Regions from separate parts of the Homo sapiens genome. Here region 1 is linked to region 2. A link is a loop called in an ENCODE intact Hi-C map of the cell type or tissue named here. Cell type or tissue: mammary epithelial cell. All regions are shown on one strand. Links, peaks and the distances in the headings refer to the core of each region. The heading gives the core; the rest is flanking DNA. Region 1 has its middle 34 kb from the start of HHIP-AS1. Region 2 overlaps LOC124900791 (a long non-coding RNA gene).

Region 1 (2,823 bases), core at 302-2,801, 140 kb after region 2:
TTAACTGCTCAAGGGGGCTGAGGTCTGTTGTCATTATGTTGATGTCTCCTGTTATCTGTAAGAAGCTCAGGCTTGTGAGAATGATGGAGCAGAAATGAATTTGGAATCGCCTTCCAAACCTATGCCTTTCCTCAGAAGGACAACAAGGTGGGGACAGTCCTTGGTAGGACTGAATCCCAATTTTTTTTTTTTGTCTATCTATTGAATAAAAAGAAGTGATAAATCATTACTTTTCAGTAAGGATAAGTACTGAAAATCAGATCCTAGGAATTAGCACTGAGACGGTTTAAGATTTTTTGTTTTAATTATCTGGAAGAAAAGTAAAGTGAGTGATGAGATTATCATGTTTGCAGATGACACGAAATTCTCCTAACAAGAAGTGACAAGTTGGAACATTATAGACTTCAGGTCTGTAAGTTTTCACATGGCAATACAGTTGGTAAAATATATCTTTCTCAATTATAAGGCTCTGAGCTCTCACAGCTTAGGAGAGAGATCTAGAAATGTTTTGTGCTGAATGGAATTTGGCACTCTTCTCTATTGGGGTTCAGATTTGCTTGTTTTTATGTTTGTAGCTAATGGTACATTCTCACTCTCTGCCAGGCAGTGTGCTAAGTGCCTTAAATACATAAGCCCGTTTAATTTATGAAACAAGCAGTAAATCAGGTTCAATAATTACTCCCATTTTATCCAGAAAGGTTAATTAATTCATTTGAGTTCCCATGGCCTGTATGTTTCAGGGGATCCAAAGAGGATAATGAATGAAACTGCACTCATCTAGTCATCATTCAATTAATTTGAGTGCCCACTGGATAATAGACATAGTCTAGATAATTGCAATATGTCTACGAACAAAAGAGAACAAAAAGATCCCTGTCCTTATGTGGCTTATATTTTAATGAGAGGAGACAGAAAACAAATAATAGTTATATTAACATTAATAAACTATATGACATATTAGAAGGTGATAATTGCTATGGAAAAAGAAAAAATATACATAGCAAGTAAAGAGGAACAAGAGTTTGGGAGGGAGGGAATGTGAGTAGTTATTCTTAAATAGGAAGATCAGAGTAGGTTTCCATGAGAAAGTGATGCTAAAGCAGAGATTTGAAGAAATGAGGGGTAATCCATGCAGGTATCTGGGTGGAAGAGCATTTTGGGCATAAGTGAAAACAGTGCCAAGGATCTAAGGCAGGAAGGTACCTGGTGTGTTCAAGAAGAAATAAAGATGTGGGAGCTGGGCTGGAAGAAAGTCAGAGAACCAGGGGATGATGGTTACAGATTGTGGAGCCCCCTGCAGGCTAGTGCAAGGCTTTTCAGTCATACTTTGAGTGAGATGGAGAGATCACTACAAAAACTGTCAACTGTGCTTTTCTGCTTCAGCCATGTTTGTCTAATATTCTGGCAAAGTAAACACAGAGAGAGGACTAGGATGGAAGAAGCTTGCAACACAGAGCAATGGAAATCCTCCTTCAAATCTTTACCTACTGTGTAGTGGGTGTTTCTACCTTAGAAACATTTCCCCTCCACAGTTTCAATAACTAGAAGCTTATTTGGATTTATAAAATCCTTTTGATATGCAAATAGTGTCTTGAGACTATCACTTTTTATGTCTTTTTGAGAATCAGTTCACTTACCTAATAAGATTGGTTTCTTTCCAACACCTAGTTGGGGCCTTGTCTCTTTTTTCTTAAATCCCATCCTTCATTGATAGTGACTGTTATGGGAGTCATATTGCAGTTCACTGTCTCTAAAGGACAATATTCTGTTAGTTCCATAGAAATAACAATGTGCATAATCATGTTAGGATTACTGTATTTCTTTATAGAAATATCTGAGACTGGGTAATTTATAAAATAATGAGGTTTAATTGGGTCATGGTTCTGCAGGCTGTACAGGAAGCATGGTGGCTTCTGGTTCTGGGGAGGCCTCAGGAAACTTACAATCATGGCAGAAGGCAAAGGAGAAGCAGGCATGTGTTACATGGCTGGAGCAGGAGGAAGTGGGGGGAGGTGATACACACTTTTAAACAACCAGATCTCACAAGAACTCACTTACTATCATGAGAACAGTACCAAGAGAGGGTGCTAAACCATTCATGAAAGACCACCCCTGTGATCTAATCTCCTCCTACTAGATCCCATCTCCAACATTAGAGATTACAATTTGACATGAGATTTGGGTGGGGACATAGATGCAAACCATGTCAATGTCATACTAAATATTTCTAAATAATCTCTTCCTAAATAATCAATCTTAAAAATGCTATGTCAACAATGATCTGTTTTAAAATAGCTCTAAATATTAAGACTACAAGTTTAAAAAGACATATAAGATTCAATATGGCAGACAATAACAAATAAAAATATAAAAATTAAAAAATAAGTTAACAAACAATAAACAATTCTTTGTAGCTACTCAATAAGCAGTTACTGAAATTGCTTGCGTAATTCTGAATACTTTTTTCTCTATTGATTATTGTGCCACTCTTCTCTATGAGTCTCTTGCATTTTTTTCAGGTCTGGTGAACAGAGGCACTTACTATCTTTATTCCAGGGAATCTTGTAAAGGTTGTTTGTAGAATGAACAGCCTTGGAAAATATAGGGTCTCCCTTGGAGCAAAGAGGGGGTTTGTTTACTCTCTAGTAGAATAAAAATGGTATCTTCTTCTGGGGCAAAAGTCAGGGAGACTTAATGCCTATTATAAAATATTTGGGTTCTCTTTTCTCCTGTAACACAACCCATTCTATGTGCAAGTGCCAAGTGACTTGGTGGGAGCTGGGGTTTAGGGAAGCAGAAAAAATGCTGATATTCCAGCTATCA
Region 2 (2,823 bases), core at 121-2,620:
TGTTGAAAGTAGGTGAAAACGTGAGTTCATGTCTAGTATATGATAATGTTTTGTGAGATAAGTGCAATAGACCTTCTACATGACTGCTGTGTTTGATGTTCAGCACGCATTTGAAAAACTCTGTGGACTTTGTTTTTATCAAAGTCAGTAGCATAGTGAGTTCAGCTAGATAATGGGCAAACTTACCAACAAAGCATGACTGCATTGTTGTATATTAAAGTCATAATCAGAAACAAATGTTTGAAAACAACATAAAAATAAATATTATCATTAATTTGGCAGTCTCATTGTGGGAGGCAACATAAATACCTAGAAATTTGGAGCAATTAAGTCATTGTGGCCTTAATTAGCGTTTTTAAATGGATGAACAAATTTAAATAAACTTCAAATTCCCCTTCCTCTTTTATTCTTACCAGAAACAATCAATATTGTCCATTATGCCAAGAAGATACGAGGCTAGTTTGCTCTGTTAGACTTGTAATGAATTGTATCTGTATCTATGGGACAATAGTTTCAAAGAAATTTCACCACATTATCTCATTTGAAGTTTGCAGAAACGTGTCGATTATCTTTTCATCCATTTTATCAAATATGAAATAAAACACAGATGATGATTTCTTCCAAAGTCTTGACTATGGGACATTAGAACAACTACTAATTAGTAGCTACTGAGGCTCTGACTCAGTTTCCAGTGCTGGTTTAGTACCTTGCCACCATGTTGTTATCTAGTCCAAAGTTCCTCGAACCTCAAACTATGAACACAGATTAACTTATACTCAACATGAATTTCCAGTCTAGCACATGATCCTGAATTACATTCTGAGCTCAAAGGAATGTAAGAATTGCCATACTGACCCATCCACCCCACTATTGTCTTGCTGAGACACTTTCCTGGGAAGAAAGCAATCTGAAGTAATCTTTAAACTTCAGGTATATTTCAGCTTTAGTATAAATTTAGGGCTTTTCCTCTTGCACATGTCTATAGGAGAAAGACGACAACATTTTGCTTAATCCTGCAATTCCTTATTCTAATAGTTTGGTGGTGGTTACTTTCAAAAGAGTTTGAGTAATTAATAGAATTGTCTAAACTTTTGCTACTCAGGGAGGATCTGTGGAGCAGCAGCATTGGAATTACCTGAGACCTTATGAGAAATGCAGACTACCGGGCTCCACTTCATTCTTAGTGAGTCACAAGACTCACTAAGATCTTAACAAGATCCTCAGATAACTGGTAAGAAAGAGCATTAAAACTTGAGAATGGGCCTTAGAAAATGGTGTGCTAATTAACAGCATCTGAGGTTGAATCAATGGACACATCTTTTCAGAGATTTGCTGTTCTGGTGTTTTGGTTGGTGATGCTTGCTGTTCAAGGTTTTTGGCACTAGAGGGTAACACTGGGCTGAGTAGCCAATGAGCAAGCCCTTTCTTTGGAAAACAAATGGGCATCTCAAAATTATCTACTCTTAAATGTGTGTTTGGTCTTTTGTGTTAAATTTACTCTAGCTGCCGAATAACAATTGACATTTATTTAGCACAAATTATATGCCAAACACTATGTCAGGTCCTTTACATGAATCACCTTATTTTATCCTCAGATGTGCTATTTATAGTCCTACTTTAAAGATAAAGAAATTAGAGTTAAGGAAGTTCAGGATATATGTTTGTGGTCACACAGCTGAGAAAAGACAAGACTTGGCAGAGTGTGGATCAGACCAGGTCTGTCTGGCTATGAGCCTGTGCTCTGATAATGGATTTCAACTACAGTACAGCCATTCTGCTCTGGCTTCTCTTGACTTCTGCAATAATCCATCAGGGCAGGCAGATTAAAGTAAACAACTGTGACTTCATTGAACAATCAAAATAGAAGAACAAAAAATTAAATTAAAATTCTGTATGTTTTTAATGCACTTTCTTTGTAAGTGAGAACATAGTGATTATGTGCCCACGTTCTAGAGTTTTCTGTCTAATACAGGAGCCACTAGCCATATATGGCTTTTAAGTAATAGGAATGTGGCTACTATGACTGAAAAACTCAATGTTTAAATGAGTTTTTAAGTAGTTTAATTTTAATTAGTTTAACCTTAAAAAGTGATAATTCAGTCATTAGAAAGCTTTTAAGTGTGTTTGGAACAACTTGGGCATGTTTATCTACTTTTTCAGCTCTAAGTTTTATGCAAACTTTATTAAACAGATCAAATATTTTTGATGAAAATTTTGGGCTGAATTGAGATGTGCTATAAATGTAGAATACACACTGGCTTCCAAAGACACTATAACAACATAACATATTTTATGACTAGTCTTGATATTGATTACATGTTGAAATAATAATATTCTCAGTGCATTGAGTTACACAAAATGTATTGTTGAAATTAGTTTTGTTTATTTTTGCTTTTAAAATGTGGCTACTAGAAAATTTAAAATGATATGTCTAGTTCACATATTTCTGTGGGACAGTGCTGCTCCAGAGCCCTATTGCTGGATTCAAATCCTCACTCTACCATTGAATAGCTGTGGGAACTTTGTGTCCCATTTCTTAATCTATAAAATGACATAAGAGTACCTATCTCATGTGGTTGTTGAGGAGGTCCAGAGAATCAATATATGTAAAGTACTTATTGGGAGACAATTCTCAATGGACCTTTTGTGTTTCTGCTCATCTTGTAAGCAGAAGTTTTGAATGCATTTCTTCTGAACTAACTTTTAAAGGATGCTTGTATAACAGCCAGCCTTGGAAGACAGTGATAGCTTCTCCCTCTAATGCAAAGGTCAGGTAGGTTTGCCTACTCTCTGTTATAAAAGATTTGGGATCCCTAAGCTCAA

The links. Hi-C counts contacts between places; a loop is a spot of excess contacts. Peaks named below come from ENCODE experiments on the same cell type or tissue, not always from the same donor. Only the 100,000 strongest peaks of a DNase experiment are listed, where the experiment ranks them.
Region 1: a loop joins it to region 2, with 13 times the contacts of the local background. A loop is called at or near these places in 5 of 110 quality-filtered maps.

Annotation. Positions count from the first base shown.
Region 1 is chr4:144,610,519-144,613,341 of GRCh38, reverse strand. No RefSeq gene overlaps it. Among named protein-coding and RNA genes, the nearest start is that of HHIP-AS1, 34 kb to the left of the region's middle. In mammary epithelial cell, for the core only: a CTCF peak has its summit at 1,293 (motif pointing left); no DNase peak of the experiment used is centred there.
Region 2 is chr4:144,753,565-144,756,387 of GRCh38, reverse strand. LOC124900791 (a long non-coding RNA gene) reads left to right here. Exons shown (of 2, transcript XR_007058289.1): 1 at 1-1,231. Among named protein-coding and RNA genes, the nearest start is that of HHIP, 110 kb to the right of the region's middle. In mammary epithelial cell, for the core only: a CTCF peak has its summit at 1,381 (motif pointing right); no DNase peak of the experiment used is centred there.